Regions from separate parts of the Homo sapiens genome. Here region 1 is linked to region 2. Evidence: chromatin loops called from intact Hi-C (ENCODE). Cell type or tissue: OCI-LY7. All regions are shown on one strand. Each heading gives the region's core, and the rest is flanking DNA. Links, peaks and the distances in the headings are about the cores only.

The links. Peaks named below come from ENCODE experiments on the same cell type or tissue, not always from the same donor. Only the 100,000 strongest peaks of a DNase experiment are listed, where the experiment ranks them.
Region 1: it touches region 2 in a loop (2.1-fold over the local background); 4 of 110 quality-filtered maps call a loop at or near these places.

What each region holds. Positions count from the first base shown.
Region 1 is chr14:38,069,986-38,081,016 of GRCh38, forward strand. No RefSeq gene overlaps it. Among named protein-coding and RNA genes, the nearest start is that of SSTR1, 130 kb to the right of the region's middle. In OCI-LY7, for the core only: no CTCF peak of the experiment used is centred there; no DNase peak of the experiment used is centred there.
Region 2 is chr14:38,192,281-38,203,311 of GRCh38, forward strand. No RefSeq gene overlaps it. Among named protein-coding and RNA genes, the nearest start is that of SSTR1, 10 kb to the right of the region's middle. RefSeq lists enhancers at 3,384-4,372, 6,547-7,047, 7,048-7,548 and a silencer at 11,024-11,031. In OCI-LY7, for the core only: CTCF peaks have their summits at 5,212 (motif pointing left) and 5,416; DNase peaks (open chromatin) are centred at 4,911 and 5,181; H3K27ac peaks cover 711 bases.

The DNA.
Region 1 (11,031 bases), core at 1,520-9,519, 120 kb before region 2:
TATTCCAAGGCACTCATCCCTGTAATTCTACCACTTTGAGAAGCTGAGGTGGGAGGATCACCTGAGCTTGGGAGGTCGGGACTGTAGTGAGCCATGATTGCTCCACTGCACTCCAGCATGGGTGACAGAGTGAGACCCTGTCAAAAAAAAAAAAAAAAAAAAAAAAAAAAAAAAACTGAGGCAATGATGGAACACTCATGACAACATAAGGATATATGGCAGAGGGTGGAGGGAAAGGATTAAAAGAAGACAAACTGCTTTTATAACCTAACTGTCCTTAGAAGACCAGGCTAATGAAATGCATTTTCCCTCTAATGGCTTTCATTTCAGAATACTGTGTGGTTTTCCCTGAAAATGTGACGCATTCTCACTTTACAAATCATTTTGATTTCCTCTTGTTGTCACACTCTGTCTAATTTTGCTGAGTTACTGGCAGGACATTGACTACAGTGATGGAGAGTCACCACCAGTATTACTAAGGATCAGATTTTCTGGTTTTATAACTTGAAATCATATGTTTCACTAAGAATTCTGTGACTTAATTTTCCTGAAGATTCATTGACACTAAAAACAAGAAATGACAAGTTTTATAATTCTATAGGCATCACTGTGAAATGCCTGGTATAGAATACGTTTGTGGTAGGTACTCAGTAAGTATTGATTTGTTATTGAATCAATAAATGGCAGGCAAACAGAATAGAGTGATTTATAAAAATAATCATGATGTTTGGGCCCATTAGAATGGACAATTTACAAGTAGCATAATTTAGTAATTTCTTCCCTGGTTATTTGGCCCACATCCAAAATGCAGTCCATACTGTAGAGATGTACAAATCTCTGCTTCTGAGAGAGAGCAATCCTGTGCTCTTGGATGGTGAAGGTCTTTTTGGACAAAGGTACACACACTCACACCCACATATACACAACTCATTCACACATACAGAAGCATACCCAATACAGAAACATTGTAGCTTAAATGAGTGTTGCTGTTGGTATTATATTATCATGTAGGAAAAATAAGTGAGAAATGGATCAACTTTCCATTTTATTGTTCATCATTGGCTGACTCAAGTTTAAAACTGAAAAGATTAGCTCTCAGACAGTCCCTTCAAAGTTTGGAGATTTATTCAGGGTAAGCATCTGGAAGATTTGATGCTTATCTGTTCTATTTAGTGCTGTCCCACCCAAAATGTGGTTAGAAATATAACAAGATTAAGTCTTCCCTATGAGAGGAAGTTGGACCTTTATCTTGTCAGCAAAACTAGAACTGTTGGATTTTTTTAAAAACTAAAACCACTTCACAGCTTCTTGTAATCCAGCTGTATCCAGGAAATAACAATGATAATCAAAGTATCATTCCCATGTTTTCCACTCTCTCCAAAGCCTTCTTTGGGAAATCAGGGGATGATGGAGATATGTGTGTGTTTCTCATTCCTAATAAATTTAAATGTGATTGGATTGGTTTTGTGGGAAAGAGGGAATTGAATAGCTTGAACTTATCTCCTTTGAAACAAAACAAATACTTTTTATTATATCTAGTTTGACCCATAAAAACACTCAGAGGAGTGCAAACCACTTTGGATTTTTGAAGGGAACACTGACAAATGATTTGAGTGATATTTTCCAGAATAGAGATAATGGGACTCTCTTTTCTGTCATAAACAGAAAGAACTTTGGATGGCCTGAGACCATTCTGGGCCATAGTCATCAGCAAGTCCTGCTCTGGATATGTGACTTTGGCATGTCATATACAGAGTTCATCTCAGAGGAGCTGCTAATGCAGGTTAATTTAAAAAGCTCAAAATCTTGCAAATCACCCACCATGATTTAGGGATTATCCCTCCCCTCATTAGAACTGTAAATTTTAATATAAAAAAAATTGAGATAATCTAATTCAGTGGTTTTCTTAAAGTTGTAGTGTCTAACTATGAAATTCTCCAAAGACACTGAAAATTGTAGAAGATAACAATAACATTCATCATCAGTAGTAAGCAGATGGTAACATTTTGTTATACCTAATTCAGATCTCTTTTTAAAAAATAGAAACAAATATTCCTGATACGACAAACCACCCTTCTTCCAACTCCCAATTCTTTCGCCTATTTTTTTCAGGAGAAGTTATCTCAACTTTGAAATGCATGCAAGTTAAAAAATACCCCTCCTACAAACGTATTTATTCAATAATGCTATATGGTTTTGTTTCACATATTTTAAAATTCACATAAATGGAATCATATGAGTGCCAGCTTGCAATTTGCCTTTTCACTCATTATTGATTTTTGAGAACTATCCATGTTGGTAAATGCAGATGTAGCTTATTTATTTTAATTGCTGTATAGTATTCCATTGTATGAATGACATTTGAGAGATGGTAAAGTTATTTCCAGGTTCTCGTTACTTTAAATAGTGCTTCAGTGAACATCCTTGCATGTGTATCCTTGTGTACACATCCCTTGTGCTTCTCCAAGTTAAAGAACATGAGCCCAGACGTGGAATTTCTTACTCAGAGACTATTCACATTTTAGATTTTACTGGATTTTGTTCTATTACTCTTCATAATGGTTGTACAAATTTACAGTCACACCAGCAATAGCTAATTGGTTAAGAGTTTGTGCTCTCAGATTTATTAATTTGTGGCAAATTTGATGAAATGATATCTCATCATAGTTTATGGTTTTTGTGTCTTCTTTAGGAAATCCCTACCTTTGTCATGGGCATAAAATGTTACATGTTTTCTTGTAAAAATGTCATATTACTGATTTTTCTTCTTTAACTCATTTGCATTTTTTCAATGGACATAAAATAATATCTTTTTGTCTTTTTCCATATGGAGAGCCAATTTTCTAGAAATAGTTATTGAATAGTCCACTCACAACTCTTGGCCAGTTCTGGTCACATGGTCCTACCCAAACATGAGGGGAGTGCCCAGAAGTGGCTCCCCACTGAACATATTGGTGAACAGCAATAGTATTAAATAATTACCTACAAGGGATATGATGGTTTTAAAATATGTTCACAGATTCTTTGACACTCTTCTTTTCAAAAGATGGAGTCTAATTTCTCTTCTCTTGTGTGTAAGCTGGACCTAGTAACATGTATTCTAGTGCCAGAAGTGAGGGTGTATGATTTCCAAGATAAAGTTAGAAAAGGTACTGTGGCTTCTGTCTTACTTTCTTTTGGATCACCTGCTCTGGGGAAAGCCAGGTGTTATGTTAGAGGCTACTTGGGCAGCCTTATGGCAAAACACATGTGGCAAGGAACTGAGGCTTCTTTGTAAAAGGCAGCAGTAATTTGTCAATTATGCAAATAGCCACCATGAAAGCAGCTCCTCCCACTCTAGTCAAGCCTGGAGATGACTGCAGCCTTGGCCACTGGGATCTTCACTGCAAACTGAGGACAAGTCAAGTCCTGAGCCAGAGTCCTTAGCCACTCAGCTAAGGTGTTCCCAAACTCTCAACCCACTGAAATTCTGTGAGATGATAAGTGTTTATTTTTGTTCTAAGCCAATCAATTTTGGAGTGATTTGTTTAATGGTAATAAAGGATTAATCCATTGAGTTTCACTAAATTTGAAGGCAATGTTTATTTCAATATGATTTAAAATATAGGTTATGTGGCATAAATCACATCTAATTTGGTAGTCCTAGGAGATTATTAACCTCAAAGAAACGATTATTAATTAACCAGAGCAGGTTTATAAACTGATGGACAACCAGAGGTCTGGAAAGACATTTATATCTATTGAGGTGCTGTGGACAGGAAAAAAAAAAAAAAAAAAAAAAACAGAAACAAAAACCAAAACCTCAAACCAGTCATTACTAATAGGAACCACAATAAAAAGTTGTGTTTTGAATTTGAAAGCTCCAAATTGCCGTGACTCATTTGCTATTCGTCTGCTTCTTACATGGACAACTCCATAGAACCATGCATCCATGGAATAGGGATTGAGTAGGGATTTAATTAATTATTTATTTTTATTTAATGTCACATGATATTAGAGAATGAAACAAAGGTCCGTGTAGTCTCTAGCATAAAAATATCATCTGGTTTCCATACTTCATAAAGTTTTGGGAAGGTCAAAGTAAATAATGTGAGAAAAGGCTTTGGGAGCACAAAAGAACTGTGTTAATGTATCACCAGAATTATGTGTCAGTCAGGAAAAGCTAGGTTTTGCTGTGGTAATGGAAACTCCAAAATCGTAGGGGCTTACAACTTGTGAGCTTTAGTTTTTGTTTATGTTAGACCACTCCAAGTTGGCCATGGCTCTGTCATGTCATCTTCACTCTGAGACCCAGAAGGCAGAGTAGCCTGTAGCCAGAGGAGTGACACTTGTCATACCAAAGAGAAAGAGTCATGAAGGACTTCCTGAAAGGGCAGACTTCATGATTTGCTAGAAAGACTCAGAGCACATTACTGTGTAGTGATGATTTATTACAGCAAAATGATACAAAGTAGAATAAGCAAAGGAAAAGGTACATGGGACAAAGTTTTTTGGAGGAAAACAGGTACAAGATTCCGAGTCCTTATCCAGTGCAGTAACACAGGATGTGCTTCATTCCTCCAGTGCCAAATCGTAACAATGTGTGAAATGTCATCTACTGGGGAAGTTCACAAGACAGACTCAATGCCTAGAGTTTTTACTGAGGGATGATCACAATAGGCATCCTCTGTCCTGCATGTACCCAAATTCTGGACTCCCAGAAAGGGTTCATGGGTTCAGCATAAGCCTTATTCTTTGCACAAACAGTTTAGGTGCTGTGAGCCATCCTTATCAGGAAATGTGAGACCCTTCCTGAAATTCAAGCTCCCCAATTCCAGCTGAGGGCCAATCTTGCACACAGGTCTTTCTAAGCCAAGCAGACTCAGACCTTTTATGCTAATTCTTTCTGCAAAAACCCATATCACTCCTGTTCACATTTTCTTGCACAGAGGAGGTCACATGGCCAAAACTGACATCAAAGCAGTGAGAAAGTATAATCTTCCCACAGGAAGTGGCAGCCGATATTTTGAACTATAATACGATCTACTATAGAAACAACATGAAAAAAAGAGAGAAGAAACTGATATCTCCTACACCTATGTATATGCATACTTTATGCATATTTTCATTGTCTTGGCTCACATTATATAAATTGTTTTAATGAAATGAATTGGGCCAGGTAATCCCAGCACATTGTGACGATGAGGTGGGAGGATTGCTTGAGTCCAGGAGTTCAAGACCAGCCTAGGCAACATAGTGAGAGCCCCATCTCTATAAAAATTAGGTGGGGATGGTAGTGCATGCCTGTAGTCCCAGCTACTTGGGAGGCAGAGATGGGAGGATTGGTTGAGCCCAGGAGTTTGAGACTGCAGTGAGCCGTGATTCCTCCACTGTACTCCAGCCTAGGCAACAGAGTGAGATCCTGTCTTAAAAAAAAAAGAAAATTAGATCCCATTTGACAATTTTGGCTTTTGTTGCCATTGCTTTTGGTGTTTTAGAAATGAAGTCTTTGCCCATGCCTATGTCCTGAATGGTATTGCCTAGGTTTTCTTCTAGGGTTTTTATGGTTTTAGGTCTAACCTGTAAGTCTTTAATCCATCTTGAATTAATTTTTGTATAAAGTGTAAGGAAGGGATACAGTTTCAGCTTTCTACATATGGCTAGCCAGTTTTCCCAGCACCATTTATTAAATAGGGAATCCTTTCCCCATTGCTTGTTTTTCTCAGGTTTCTCAAAGATCAGATAGCTGTAGATATGCAGCGTTATTTCTGAGGGCTCTGTTCTGTTCCATTGATCTATATCTCTGTTTTGGTACCAGTACCATGCTGTTTTGGTTACTGTAGCTTTGTAGTATAGTTTGAAGTCAGGTAGCCTGATGCCTCCAGCTTTGTTCTTTTGGCTTAGGATTGACTTGGCTATGTGGGCTCTTTTTTGGTTCCATATGAACTTTAAAGTAGTTTTTTCCAATTCTGTGAAGAAAGTCTTTGGTAGCTTGATGGGAATGGCATTGAAGCTATAAATTACCTTGGGCAGTATGGCCATTTTCATGATACTGATTCTTCCTACCCATGAGCATGGAATGTTCTTCCATTTGTTTGTATCCTCTTTTATTTCCTTGAGCAGTGGTTTGTAGTTCTCCTTGAAGAGGTCCTTCATGTCCCTTGTAAGTCGGATTCCTAGGTATTTTATCCTCTTTGAAGCAATTGTGAATGGGAGTTCACTCATGATTTGGCTCTCTGTTTGTCTGTTATTGGTGTATAAGAATGCTTGTGATTTTTGTACATTGATTTTGTATCCTGAGACTTTGCTGAAGTTGCTTATCAGCTTAAGGAGATTTTGGGCTGAGACAATGGGGTTTTCTAGATATACAATCATGTCATCTGCAAACAGGGACAATTTGACTTCCTCTTTTCCTAATTGAATACCCTTTATTTCCTTCTCCTGCCTAATTGCCCTGGCCAGAACTTCCAACACTATGTTGAATAGGAGTTTATTGCGGCACTATTCACAATAGCAAAGACTTGGAACCAACCCAAATGTCCAACAATGATAGAGTGGATTAAGAAAATGTGGCACATATACACCATGGAATACTATGCAGCCATAAAAAATGATGAGTTCATATCCTTTGTAGGGACATGGATGAAACTGGAAATCATCATTCTCAGCAAACTATCGCAAGAACAAAAAACCAAACACCGCATATTCTCACTCATAGGTGGGAATTGAGCAATGAGAACACATGGACACAGGAAGGGGAACATCACACTCTGGGGACTGTTGTGGGGTGGGGGGAGGGGGGAGGGATAGCTTTAGGAGATATACCTAATGCTAAATGACGAGTTAATGGGTGCGGCACACCAGCATGGCACATGTATACATACGTAACTAACCTGCACATTGTGCACATGTACCCTAAAATTTAAAGTATAATAATAATAAAATAAAAAAAAGAAAAAAAAGAATTATATAATGACAAAAAGAAAAAATGCAATAGCAAGTATTAGAGAGACTCCAAGTACTGATTAATTAAAAAGTTAGTTACTATTCTTTCCACATTATAAGTCTTTTTTGTTTTTGGAGATCAAGTGGTTCTTTGATTCCTTTTTGAAGGCAAGTGCTTTCATTTTGCTTCTGACTTTCTCTAAAGCAGTGCTGTATTTGTTAAAGCTCTAATCCTCTCAGGCACTTGTGATTAGACCCCCGAAGAACTGTTTCATGGCCTCTGCTATGTTTTCTTATCACTGTACCTTTTAAGCTTTCAACTATATTTCAAGTTCTGGCCTGCGTGTGGCCTTCAGCATAAATTTCGCAGGCAAAGTGGTTTGTTCTAATGCTTTCCTCATCTCTCTCAATTGTTTGCATGCTTCTTTTTATTATCTTTCCATAGCTCTTTGACCTTTTTATTCATTAGCTCAAACCACATGAAATATCATTTGGCTAAGGGTTAAGTCAGAAAAATAGGAAAGGTGGTTGGCTTTTGGCATATATATTTACATTTTTGAATTTTCTATTTTTGCATTTTCAGTTTTATTTTCCTTAAAAAAAACCTTGGGTCCTCACCTCCCCCTTCCTAAAAACACTCATGTTAATTGTATAGAAATAGAAATAAAAATCTTTTTGGTAAAAACAGCAGGTTTTAACTTCTGATCTCTCCACCAAAAAAAAAAAATAGTTATTTAGTAGGAAATTACAATATATTAGAGGGAAGTATATTTGCAGCATAGTTTTAAAAGATAACATCTCCGTTTTCAATGAAGGGAGGACTTTATATGGGTCTCTTCTTTATGCTTAGATGGCAGAATGTTTTATTGCTATTTATAAAAGCCTGCATTAAAAGAATGCAATATTGGTTCTCCCAGAGTGGGATCTATTTGGAAAACTAATTATCTCCAATTGGCTGCAAATTTTCAAGAATCTGCCAAGAAGACAAATCAGGAATACCATCTAAATGACTTATTACAGTCGGAGGTACTTTGGAGCTCTTGAGACCTTCCCAACAGCTATTTAAAACCCTGGCCACTTGCCTCTAGCTTCTTTCCTTTCCTCCTCTCGCTTTAACCTCTGCAGGTGAACTCAGCTCTTATTTATTGGAGAAAATAAGGACCAACTAGGGAGAACTTGCCCATTGTCCTGCCATGCCAACACATTTATCTGCTTTCACAGCTTCCTAATGCCCTTTCCTTCCACCTCAGAGGAGGAGCTTGCTCTGCTCCATCTGAGGCTGATCTTATTACATGGGGTCTTCAAGGTTCTTGCTCCATTAGACAACTCTCCCTCACCTGCAGAGTTACCTCTCCCTCTTTTTTGGCTCTTTCCTTTCAACCTATAGATTTTTTTTCGAATTTCTTCAGTTGAAACAGTAGCAACTACAACAATACCCCTCACCACAACACACATACACACACACTCCGAAACACACACACACATACACACACACACACACTTGCTCCAGCTTCTTTTCTTGTAATTCAGATACCTGTTACAGAACTATCCAAGCCCTGTCACCTGGCAGGTAGCCATTGTCTGGGTGAGGTATCCTGTTGTAATCTGGGTGCAATAGTGGTGAGGGCTCCATTACCACATGACCACTTCTGTTTCCTTTGTAAGCAGAAATGTTTAGCACATTTCGCTTGAGCTGTGTGTGTGTGTATAAATACATCAGTTAGTACGTGGTTAAACGGCAAAAAAAAAAAAAAAAAAAGGCTCTGATGATTTTCTCCCAACTAAGTGGTCAGATAACATGTACTGAGTACTTACCACATGCCAGGTGCTGAGCTAAGCCTTTCATGTGGATTACTGCACTTTATCCTAATGATCATGAGATAGTACTATCATTCCCATTCTCCAAATGAAGAAGTGAAACATCAAATATTGAGTACCTTGCTCAAGCACACAGAACAAGCAGGTGGGATTGACCATTGTTTCCCTGGCAAGACTCCAAGAGCATCCACCTTTGGGGGTAGTAGAGCACATACCTAGAATGCCAACCTTTCAATAACAGAAGTGTCCATTCTCTGCAGTGCTCCTGAGTCCACTGAGATACCTCATATATCCTCATGTGTACCTGTTGATTCTCTTACAGTGGTTTTCAATCTAAGTTAAGCATGAGAATTACGCCTGTCCCTAACCCAGACCAGGTGAATGAAAATATCTGGGGGAAATATGGGTACCTGTGTTTTGCAAAATCTTCCCTGAGTGATTCTGATGTGCAGAAAGGCTCACCGTTTCTCTCTTTTCTCCAGTATCCTGCTTCCTGCTCCCTTTATTCTTTTGTTATATTCTCTTCTGAATGGAGAGAAACCTTTCATTTTGAATAAATAAGATAGTTTGATAATCAGCTCTCTGTGGGTGGTGTTACTGGGAATTATTATAACTGTGTTTTGACTCTTTCATTAAAAGAGAAGTACAACTCATACAGATTGAGTAAATACTTGTGGTATTGTGAAATGATTTTTAAAAGCTCCATTACTCTGGACACTAGAAACAACATGAATCAGATGTCTTCAAGCTGTTTCTAGTTATAGGTTAACCTGAGTCTTGGAAACATTCAGTGAATCAGTGTTACCTTTCAGTTCCTCTGCTATAACCACAGTTGTGTATTAGGTATTCTACCGTATAGGCAGTTTTTAAAAAAATAATGAATCTACATGGTGTATTTAACACATAACTTATTGAGTTTAATTTCCTTTGTTATTTGGGAAAAAATATATTTGAAATCACCAAGCTACTGAATGTGTTATATTTAAGGGAAGTAGAAGAGGGTTTTGAATGACTTTTCTGCCATTTTCAATTTAAGTCTTATATTCTGGGAAACTAAATGCCAAAACTAATTTTGAAAAAAAAAAAGATAAAAATATCTATACCACTTTGTAGAGGGAAAGTAATTATTTTCAAAAAGCATCTCACTTTGCTAATGTTGAGAATAATCTGTGGCTTGATCCCAGGACTCTCTTATTTTGTCCTGGTGGGGGTAACTGTCAGCAAAAATTACTATACTGCTCTCCAACTATCAGCCTTCATTCTCAGAAAGTGTATAGTGTTTCTATGATTTATGACACTAATGGGACTCTCCTGGCAGCAGTGTGATCCATTTTGCTGATATAAAGGAAGCAGACAAACTCTAATCTCCTGTTGCACATATCCAAAGACTGAAGAAGAGACTGACATTTTAATTAGCATGGAAACGAGAGATGTGGAAGCCTTCAGCCCCTGAATGAACTAAGTCCTGCAATAGAGTCATATATAAAAGAAAAAGGCTCAATCATGCTTAAAAAAAAGACTGAAACAAACACTGGCCATTATGTGCTACATCACTTTACCAAAGGACATCAGAATATAAATCTGATTGGAATTTTAAAGGGCAACTTCTATTTTATGAGATAAAGTTTGTGACCTGAAAAATAACCATATTTATAGAATTATAGTAGTATTTGGAAATACTTACAAAGGAATAATTTATACATTAAAATTAAACTTTGAAATATGATTATGTCAAAATTAAAGGGCTGGGCGTGGTGGCTCACGCCTGTAATCCCAGCACTTTGGGAGGCCGAGGCAGGTGGATCACCTGAAGTCAGGAGTTCAAGACCAGCCTGGCCAACAGGGTGAAACCCGTCTCTACTAAAAATACAAAAATTAGCTGGGCGTGATGGCGCATGCCTGTAATCCCAGCTACTCGGGAGACTGAGGCAGGAGAATCACTTGAACCCAGGAGATGGAGGTTGCAGTGAGCCAAGATCATGCCACTGCACTCCAGCCTGGGCAACAAAGCAAGACTCTGTCTCAAAAAAAGAAAAAAAAAATCCAAGAACACTAGACTCAAGTCAAATTGAATAACAATCTTAGGTTTTCCATTAACTAGCTGTGTCATCTTGGACCAATTACTTGATCTTTCAGGGCCTCACTTTCTATGCTAGACTAGATAACCTCCAAAGACTTTTACAACTCAAGCATTTTGTGATTTCAATAGATTTCCCATAGTAGTAGCTAATAAGTGAGCTGGAATTGTAATGAACAAGACTACTCTTCCGTAATAAAAAGGAACACCTG
Region 2 (11,031 bases), core at 1,898-9,897:
TAGGTGCCTGACGTCCAGGCATTCTTTTACATATCAGTCCCTTCCTAGTCTCTGTGCCCAGTGCAACTCGTCCCAAATCTTCCTTCTTTCCCTCCCACCTGTCCCCTCAGTACCAACGCCAAGCGTTGCTGAGTCTTTCTAATCTTCCTTTTCTATAGACCCATATGACCTCTCCCTTCCTCCCCAGGCTGCTCCTCGCCAGGCCGAGCTAGTTCCCAATTCTTCCTCAGCCTCTCCTCCTCCACCCTATAATCTTTTTATCACCTCCCCTCCTCACACCTGGTCCGGCTTACAGTTTCGTTCCGTGACTAGCCCTCCCCCTCCTGCCCAGCAACTTACTCTTAAAAATGTGGCTGGAGCCAAAGGCATAGTCAAGGTTAATGCTCCTTTTTCTTTATCCCAAATCGGATAGCGTTTAGGCTCTTTTTCATCAAATATAAAAATCCAGCCCAGTTCATGACTTGTTTGGCAGCAACCCTGAGACGCTTTACAGCCCTAGACCCTAAAAGGTCAAAAGGCCGTCTTATTCTCAAAATACATTTTATTACCCAATCTGCTCCCGATATTAAATAAAACTCCAAAAATTAAATTCCGGCCCTCAAACCCTACAACAGGATTTAATTAACCTCGCCTTCAAGGTGTACAATAATAGAAAAAAGTTGCAATTCCTTGCCTTCACTGTGAGACAAACCCCAGCCATGTCTCCAGCACACAAGAACTTCCAAACGCCTGAACCGCAGCGGCCAGGCGTTCCTCCAGAACCTCCTCCCCCAGGAGCTTGCTACACTTGCCGGAAATCTGGCCACTGGGCCAAGGAATGCCCGCAGCCCGGGATTCCTCCTAAGCCACGTCCTATCTGTGTGGGACCCCACTGAAAATCAGACTGTTCAACTCACCTGGCAGCCACTCCCAGAGCCCCTGGAACTCTGGCCCAAGGCTCTCTGACTGACTCCTTCCCAGATCTTCTCGGCTTAGCGGCTGAAGACTGACACTGCTCAATCACCTTGGAAGCCCCCTAGACCATCACGGACGCCGAGCTTCAGGTAACTCTCACAGTGGAAAGTAAGCCCATCCCCTTCTTAATCAATACAGAGGCTCCCCACTCCACATTACCTTCTTTTCAAGGGCCTGTTTCCCTTGCCTCCATAACTGTTGTAGGTATTGACGACCAGGCTTCTAAACCTCTTAAAACTCCCCAACTCTGGTGCCAACTTAGACAATACTCTTTTAAGCACTCCTTTTTAGTTATCCCCACCTGCCCAGTTCCCTTATTAGGCTGAGACACTTTAACTAAATTATCTGCTTCCCTGATTATTCCTGGACTACAGCTATATCTCATTGCCGCCCTTCTTCCCAATCCAAAGCCTCCTTTGCGTCCTCCTCTTGTATCCCCCCACCTTAACCCACAAGTATAAGATACCTCTACTCCCTCCTTGGCGACCCATCATGCACCCCTTACCATCTCATTAAAACCTAATCACCCTTACCCCACTCAATGCCAATATCCCATCCCACAGCACACTTTAAAAAGATTAAAGCCTGTTATCACTCACCTGCTACAGCATGGCCTTTTAAAGCCTATAAACTCTCCTTACAATTCCCCCATTTTACCTGTCCTAAAACCAGACAAGCCTTACAAGTTAGTTCAGGATCTGCGCCTTATCAACCAAATTGTTTTGCCTATCCACCCCGTGGTGCCAAACCCATATACTCTCCTATCCTCAATACCTGCCTCTACAACCCATTATTCTGTTCTAGATCTCAAACATGCTTTCTTTACTATTCCTTTGCACCCTTAATCCCAGCCTCTCTTCACTTTCACTTGGCCTGACCCTGACACCCATCAAGCTCAGCAAATTACCTAGGCTGTACTGCCGCAAAGCTTCACAGACAGCCCCCATTACTTCAATCAAGCCCAAATTTCTTCCTCATCTGTTACCTATCTCGGCATAATTCTCATAAAAAAACACGTGCTCTCCCTGCCAATCGTGTCCGACTGATCTCTCAAACCCCAACACCTTCTACAAAACAACTCCTTTCCTTCCTAGGCATGGTTAGTGCGGTCAGAATTCTTACAGAAGAGCCAGGACCGCACCCTGTAGCCTTTCTGTCCAAACAACTTGACCTTACTGTTTTAGCCTAGCCCTCATGTCTGCGTGCAGCAGCTGCCGCTGCTTTAATACTTTTAGAGGCCCTCAAAATCACAAAGTATGCTCAACTCACTCTCTACAGTTCTCATAACTTCCAAAATCTATCTTCTTCCTCATACCTGACGCATATACTTTCTGCTTCCCGGCTCCTTCAGCTATACTCACTCTTTATTGAGTCTCCCACAATTACCGTTGTTCCTGGCCTGGACTTCAATCCGGCCTCCCACATTATTCCTGATACCACACCTGACCCCCATGACTGTATCTCTCTGATCCACCTGACATTCACACCATTTCCCCAAATTTCCTTCTTTCCTGTTCCTCACCCTGATCACGCTGGATTTATTGATGGCCTAATCGCCACAAACCAGCAAAGGCAGGTTATGCTATAGTACAAGCCACTAGCCCGCCTCTTAGAACCTCTCATTTCCTTTCCATCGTGGAATTCTATCCTCAAGGAAATAACTTCTCAGTGTTCCATCTGCTATTCTACTCCTCAGGGATTATTCAGGCCCCCTCCCTTCCCTACACATCAAGCTTGAGGATTTGCCCCACCCAGGACTGGCAAATTAGCTTTACTCAACATGCCCTGAGTCAGATAACTAAAATACCTCTTAGTCTAGGTAGATACTTTCACTGGATAGGTAGAGGCCTTTCCTACAGGGTCTGAGAAGGCCACCGCAGTCATTTCTTCCCTTCTGTCAGACATAATTCCTCAGTTTAGCCTTCCCACCTCAATACAGTCTGATAACAGACGAGCCTTTATTAGTCAAATGAGCCAAGCAGTTTTTCAGGCTCTTGGTATTCAGTGAAACCTTTATATCCCTTACGGTCCTCCGTCTTCAAGAAAAGTAGAATGGACTAAAGGTCTTTTAAAAACACACCTCACCAAGCTCAGCCACCAACTTAAAAAGGACTGGACAATACTTTTACCACTTTCCCTTCTCAGAATCCAGGCCTGTCCTCGGAATGCTACAGGGTACAGCCCATTTAAGCTCCTGTATAGACACTCCTTTTTATTAGGCCCCAGTCTCATTCCAGACACCAGACCAACTTAGACTGTGCCCCCAAAAAACTTGTCATCCCTGCTATCTTCTGTCTAGTCATACTCCTATTCACCGTTCTCAACTACTCATACATGCCCTGCTCTTGTTTACACTGCCGGTTTACACTGTTTTTCCAAGCCATCACAGCTGATATCTCCTGGTGTTATCCCCAAACTGCCACTCTTAACTCTTGAAATAAATAAATAATCTTTGCTGGCAGGACTATGCCGAATCTCCTTAGGCACTCTCTAATCAGATATCCTGAGTCGTCCCAATTCTTAGACCTTTTATACCTGTTTTTCTCCTTCTGTTATTCCATTTAGTTTCCCAATTCATCCAAAACCGTATCCAGGCCATCACCAATCATTCTATATGACAAATGTTTCTTATAACATCCCCACAATATCACCCCTTACCACAATACCTCCCTTCACCTTAATCTCTCCCACTCTAGGTTCCCACGCCGCCCCTAATCCCGCTTGAAGCAGCCCTGAGAAACATCGCCCATTCTCTCTCCATACCACCCCCCCAAAAATTTTTGCCGCCCCAACACTTCAATGCTATTTTGTTTTATTTTTCTTATTAATATAAGAAGGCAGGAATGTCAGGCCTCTGAGCCCAAGCCAAGCCATCGCATCCCCTGTGACTTGCACGTATACGTCCAGATGGCCTGAAGTAATTGAAGAATCACAAAAGAAGTGAATATGCCCTGCCCCACCTTAACTGATGACATTCCACCACAAAAGAAGTGTAAATGGCTGGTCCTTGCCTTAAGTGATGACATTACCTTGTGAAAGTCCTTTTCCTGGCTCATCCTGGCTCAAAAAGCACCCCCACTGAGCACCTTGCGACCGCCACTCCTGCCCGCCAGAGAACAAACCCCCATTGACTATAATTTTCCTTTACCTACCCAAATCCTATAAAATGGCCCCACCCTTATCTCCCTTCGCTGACTCTCTTTTCGGACTCAGCCTGCCTGCACCCAGGTGATTAACAGCTTTATTGCTCACACAAAGCCTGTTTGGTGGTCTCTTCACACGGACGCGCATTAAAAAAACATCCTTACATAATATGTTAAAGGATGCTATACAATATGGGGAAAATGATATAAGTATATGACCCAAGAGGATGAAAAAATTCACTTATTGGCAGAAAGGACAACATCATTTGTATGTAGAAAATCACCTCTCAAAATAGTAAGTTGCTGAAAGGGGAGTGGTTGCGCTAGAATCAGCACCAATGACTCTTTTATCCTATTTCTCAGTTTTAGGGGAAAAGACTCTACAAAACTACAGGTGTTTTGCTGACAGTAGAAAAAAACCTTCCCTTGTTAACATGTTAGTCAAGCTTTGGAAAAGACATCACATGTCAAATCCTATCACAGGATGCTTTATAGAGATTATCTATTTTAAATTTTATTGGAATTTCGATGACATCAAGTTGTTATTGCTTGGACCACAGTGGTGGTGGTTATCTGAAGATTTCTGCAAAAGTGCCATGCCTCCTCAAATAAGGCAAGTCATCTAAAAAATATCCCTTATATATATTTTTCATTTCTTTCATCATGTTACAGAGAATTTCAGTGGTATTCTAAGACTCAGCCTCCCCAAGGAACCAAATCAAGCTTTTATGCATCAGTGGAAACCAGAAATTACTAACAGTATACACAGTGGCAATGGCCAGAGATTACTCTTTCATCTGGTTCAACCCCTAGAGACACAAGGTCTCATCCTGTTCACACCCAAATCCCCCTCCTTCCCCAAACACACAGCCTCCACATGCATTCTCTGACAAGCCTGAGTAATATTTCATCAGTTCTCCCTAGCCACTCAGTCCAGGTTTTAATATAGCTGGAATATCTTGGGTAGCTTTATCAAGATGTAAACCTTATAATCAAGGCTTAGTTCAAAATTTAAGTTTTTCCAGCTGTCAACTGACATACAACTGTATAAAATCTGAAACTTTCCCTATCAAAGTTCTCAATGTTAAAATCTCCCCCTAGTGGATTTTCAGAGCATGTGTTTTCACAAGTAAAACTGAATAGAATTTTCAAAAAAAAAAAAAAAATGCTAAAAATTTCATATGTGTGAAAAATAAGACCTATTAATCTCAAAGTTCAGAGGGGAAAAAATGCAATTTCATTTAAAAGCTTGCCATCAAAAAAATTCTAAAACTAAAGTAGAATAGTTTTGGTTTACTCTAGTCTTATGTGCAAGTGTGAATATTGAGTTTTACAAGTTTTTCTTGTGTGTCATTATCCTCTATTAAGTTAAGGCATTTTAATGGACTAAACATGGTAATTTCTTACTTAATTGTTTAGTGAAGAGAGGCATAATGTTTCAATTAGGAAAGAATGATCCCCCACATGAGTGAATCTGCCATCTGTGTATTCTCATCTGTTAAAACTGTTAGTCAAATCAACAAAAGTCCAAGTGCAAAGTCCCTAAACCAGTTGAAATGGGCACACACTTGCTCTAGGGAAGGGGAAATTTTATTTTAATTGATTTTGTTCCAGCAGCAATCCCTCTTCCTTTCCTGGGAATACATTTTGGCTGGGATTTTGTGGCATCAATACAAATCACTTCAAAGCAGCTATTGCTCATTTATCCTCTACCTAGCGGCTCTGCTGACCCACCACTTGGATATCCATTTTCCTGAGGTGGGGCAAAGATGAGGCATGACAAGACCACAGGAATGGTGTAGGAAAAAACTACAGAGAAATACTCATACAGAAGACAGCACAAAGCTGCCTGCAGTACTGATCGTCACATGTTTAGAACTGGGAAATGGTGGTCAGTTGTTAACAGAAAATGCATTTTCTTTGGTACCAAAATACCAATGGCTCATCAATCTTAATACTTTTATAATAACATTTTTTAAGGTTAAATTCTTTCAAAACATGTCACTCCAAATTTCTGATGAGGTCTAGTTACTTTTAAATAATTAGGCAACATGAATAGAGGAGAAGACTGAGGCAATTATTGGATTCATTGAGGAATGCATAAAACATAAAAATGACTTAAATTTGCTATTTATGTAATTTCGTGGTCTCAAAACCACACTTTAATTGAATCGAGTTTAGTAAGAGATAAGACCACAGCAGTGTGGCATGATGTTTAAGAACACAGGCCTTAGGGTAGATTGTTAGAGTCAAATTCGAGCTCTGACTGTGTGACTTTGAGCCAGTTATTTAACCTCTCTGTGCCTTGGTTTCTTCATCTGCAAAATGAGAGTAGTAAATAGAAGCTTCCTCATAGTGTAGTTGGAAGGGTTAAATATGCTGAAACCGTAAATGGAAAGTACTTAGTACACACAGATCCCACAGCTTTTTTTGTTCACTTTCAGACATTAACAGTCTTATTTTCAGACATTATTTTAAAAATCCTTTTTAAATTGAAACTTTCATTTCTCATTGAACTTAAATCTCTTTGTCCCTATACCAGCTCCAGCATGACCTATGCTTGGATCCTGTAGTAGGGAAGAGGGAAGCGGTTAATTCTTTATCATGTCTTTGCAGTATTTTTTTACTCTACCTCCCTCACCCCTTTCTCTGTCTTTGGTTCCTGCAGGGGAGAGGGAAAATCATTTGGGGACAGCCAACTTCTTCCTTGAGCGGTGCAGTTATAATCATGCATTGTGCCCTCTGTGAGTGCTTCTTTCTCCTTTGAAATTCTTCAGTGGGTTCTTCAGCATCGCCCACTCTGTTGCTGGAGACCACCCATTGTGCCCTTGGATGGCGTGCCCAATATCCTTGGCCAGCTGGCTGCATTCCCCACTCAGCTACTGATTGTTGATTGTTGTGCTTCACGAACTTCCCGCTGAGCGTCCTCTCATCCTGGGGTGGAGAGCAGGCCCATCACGGGGCTCCCACCTGCCTGCCTGCCATACTGTCCATGCCAGTGCCTGAGAAACACCGCCTCTGCTCCACTTTCAGTGGGAACCAGCGTTTTGCACCCCCCTCCATAGCCTTTTCTCTTCACTCTACCACCTGAAGCAATTCCCACTGGGCCGCTTCTTCACCTTTAAGTTTTCCAGGTAAGAATCAGACATCAGTCTCTGTGTCTTGTCAAATGTTCAGGGATACTACCAAGCTCTTTAAGTGGTCTTATAGAAGCCTCCACAGTTTACAGATGGGGTAAGCACCCACTTTCCATCTTTTGTGGGAAGAAAAATGCACAGCACTCTGAGAACTGTCTCTAAGGAATTAATCACTATCAACTTCCTTTCTACTCTCATATATGGAGGTAGGCAATGGGCTAAGGGGGTGGACTAGCACCTCTCTTTAGAAAGTGGATACATTTCCCAATTGCAGTCATCAGGTTGGGAGCCTGGGGCCTCACTGGAAATTGAGACAAAATAAAAGTTAAGTTCAACTTAGACTGTGCATATGTAACATTCAAACATTTGGGTTATTTGAGTCAGTGAGTTCAGTGATTAGTATGAATCCTTACCATGTGGTAGACTAGATTGACTTCAGTATGACGTAGATAGGTGTGATTAATAACTTAGAGTTATTTTAGCTGAGGGTGTGTCATGTACCAAAAACTGGTGAATGGAACATAGTTCACAGTGTTGGAATTATGGGACTCAACTGGATAGGCAGGAGGAAAAAGAAAGGGTAAGTATCATACACATAGAAACTGTCAGTATTTTTTAGACTGCAGAAGTGAATGTCAGACCTACTGTATTAAGCTCTTAAGCAAGGGACAAAACTGGATTTTTCAAGTCTGGGGCTAATTCAAAAACAGTGTTACATTGTAACCCATACCTCAGAAATTATTTTATAATAGCTAAATATTTACATAGTGCTTACTATATGCCAGACACTGTTTTAAACACTTTTAATGTATTTAATCCTTTTAACAATTTTACAAGATAGATGCACTGTTACTTCCTTTTACAAATGAGGAAAATGAAGCACAGAGGGATCAAACAACCAGCACAAGGTTAAAGTCATGGAAAATATGAGATGTAAGCCCTGATGTTTGGTATTAGACTACACTTTGCTTTCACAAACATTATCTTGTGATTTATGTCACAAATAAATCACATTATATAGCAATGATAAAGCAATTCCAAAAGATAGGCATATCAGACTCAAGCATACTCAATGAATCACTTAGCTATGGGATGATAGGGGCTGCCTAGAAAATAATAGACTGTTGTAGCTCCTGTTCCAGTTCCTTCTACCACCTTCTGACGGGTATGTTTTGTTTGCCATTTAACTTACATCACAACATGTTAATTTCAAGAATAAATTTATTAGTGTTTTTCTAAAAGTAAAAATAATTGAGGAGAAAATAAATCAGCAAATGTTATATTAAATAGAACAGACACTTACGGCCTGGAGTCTTTTCATTTTTAAGGTATAAAAAGCTTTTATTGCTTTTATCTTACTTAAAAAGCAATGCGTGCTTATGACTGAAGAATTAGAAAATCTCTGCAAAAGGGAGAAGAAAGCATTCACAACCCAACTACCTGATGATAACCACTGTTAATATCTTAGTAACTGTCCTTTCAAGCCTATGCATATATATGTTCATTTAATGTGTGTGTGTGTATTTACATCATTATTTATATAACATTTTTATTTTTGACTGGGGGAAGAGCAAAATTTTATTTTGGAATGAAAAAGGCCAACGGGGTAGTCAGAAAAGAATAAAGTGAGTGGTGTGGCATCCTCTCTCCATCTTCTTGGTGGCTTGGGTTATACATCTGTGCTTCAAGTTCTTCCAAAGGCCCAACTGTTTTGTTTGGTGTGCATGTTTGCTTACCTTGAAAGTTATCAATCAAGCTCAGAGTCCGTTAAATAAAATATAGCCTATCATCTATCTTCATTATGACCTGGAAAGACAGAGTCCAATTTAGACTCCTAGCCCTCTTCACAAGCTCTACCCTGGAACTTGCCCCCACCAGTAGCCTGTCCTACTTCAACTTCCATTCCTGGCTTTGTCCTGCCCAGTGAATAGGCTCATGTACATTAGGACAGATACCTGAACCCCTATGGCCAAGCTCATTACTCATCTGCCACATCCTCTCCTAGTCACCTCTGAGCCTCTTCTTGGCCATGTATTTGGCTCACACTTCCCTGGAAGTGGGTTTGGAGCCTCTGGGCAGGGAGTCATGGAGTCTAGAAGATTGTGATCTAGCGTATGGGCTAGATGTGGCTTGCGGGCTCAGACTGGGCACTTGTTGGCTGCAGGAACTCCTTCCCTTGCCGGGAAGGATGTGGCTAGAAGCGGGAAAGAACAGGATCTTCATGTATTCTCTATATGAGGTGCTGATCAAAATAAATAATTATTTACACCTAGAGATGTTCTCTAAATTATGACTGTAGAAAGTAGGTAAGTAAGTTAAAATTGGGAATGTGTAGCTTTAGCATGCCAACACCTACATCTGCAGAATCCCCATGGTTTATGTGCGCTGTTGCCTTTGACTGGAACAACCTTCATCAGACATGTGCCCTTTTACTTTCACCTTATTCATAACTGCTCAAACATCTTCTTTCCTTCCCTTTCCATCTAATCTATACCAAGTGCACCCACCCCTCCAGCACTCTGTATCCTCTCACCCCCACTTATCTTCTTAGAACTTATCACGAAATGAAATTACAGTACCTGTACTTGTTTACTGTCTTTCTGCCCTACTAGAATTCCACAGAAAATTAATCTAATTTGTCATTATATCTATTGTGCCTAGAACAGTGCCTGCCACCCAGTGGGCATTCCCTAAGTATTTGCTAAATTACTAAGTTACAATTAAAAACACACATTACTCATACATAGTGGAATTCTGATATTAATTTCCACTTCCTTTTAACTAAGAAATGGGGCAAATAACTGGAAATAAATCTTTTCTACTGCAGTCTGAATTTTACTTCCATAAAATAAAACACATACAAATAATTTTTTAAAATTAGGATATAATATCAGAAACCACTGCATTGGCTAATGGCATAAGCAGCGAAATCTTGGCTCAACCAAACAGTCAACAAAGAAGGAGTGTAGGCCAGGTGTCCCCACCTAGGCTATGCTATCTTCTTACTTCCTTCTTCTGGCAGGAAAGGAGATGTCAGGCTGTAGGAAAGTAGTAGCACGGGCTACTTCCTCAAGGACTAAGTAAAGTAGCATTCCATGCTGTGGGCAAAAGGAGACAGGGGCAGGGCCAGGTGCTGGTGAGGAGAGGCAGTCCACTCTCAAGAGGGGACAGTGAGGTGAGGATCCAGGACCTCTTTCCGGACCACTCCTGGTAGTTCTGAGTTCCAGTCTGACAGCTCACAGACACAGCCCCCCATTTTGCCTCCAGCAGGAGAAGACAAGGAGATGGAGAGACTGTCAACCTAGAACCAGTAATGACCAGTTCCAACTTAATTACAGAAAGGGAGAAAAGATCAATCATTTAAGTTGCTTCATCGTCTAAATAAAAGTGTTTTGGCTGTTGAAACATGAACCTAGACTCCTGCCTCAACATATTTAAAATGAGAACAAAGTGGCAGTATCATGGTGGTGGGCGTTTAGATGCTTACATTGTTTTCATCTACAAAACAGGCTTTCCTTTCACACCCTAGCTCTTTGCTGGGCTGGTGGAGCTGATTGACAGATATAGCCCGCTCCAAAGGAACAGCCCTTTCTCAAGGAATGAATGATTTGCTCTAAGTATTTAAATCCTCTGCTCAAAATCAAACATAAATTGAAGTATCAAAATAAACAAAAATATGGTTTGTGGTTTTGAAAGCATTTCTTTGTGATTTTTGCTAAAAAGAGAAATGCCAAAAAAATTTTTTTAAAGATTTTGAGACAATTATCTGGCGCAGTGGCTCACGCCTGTAATCCCAG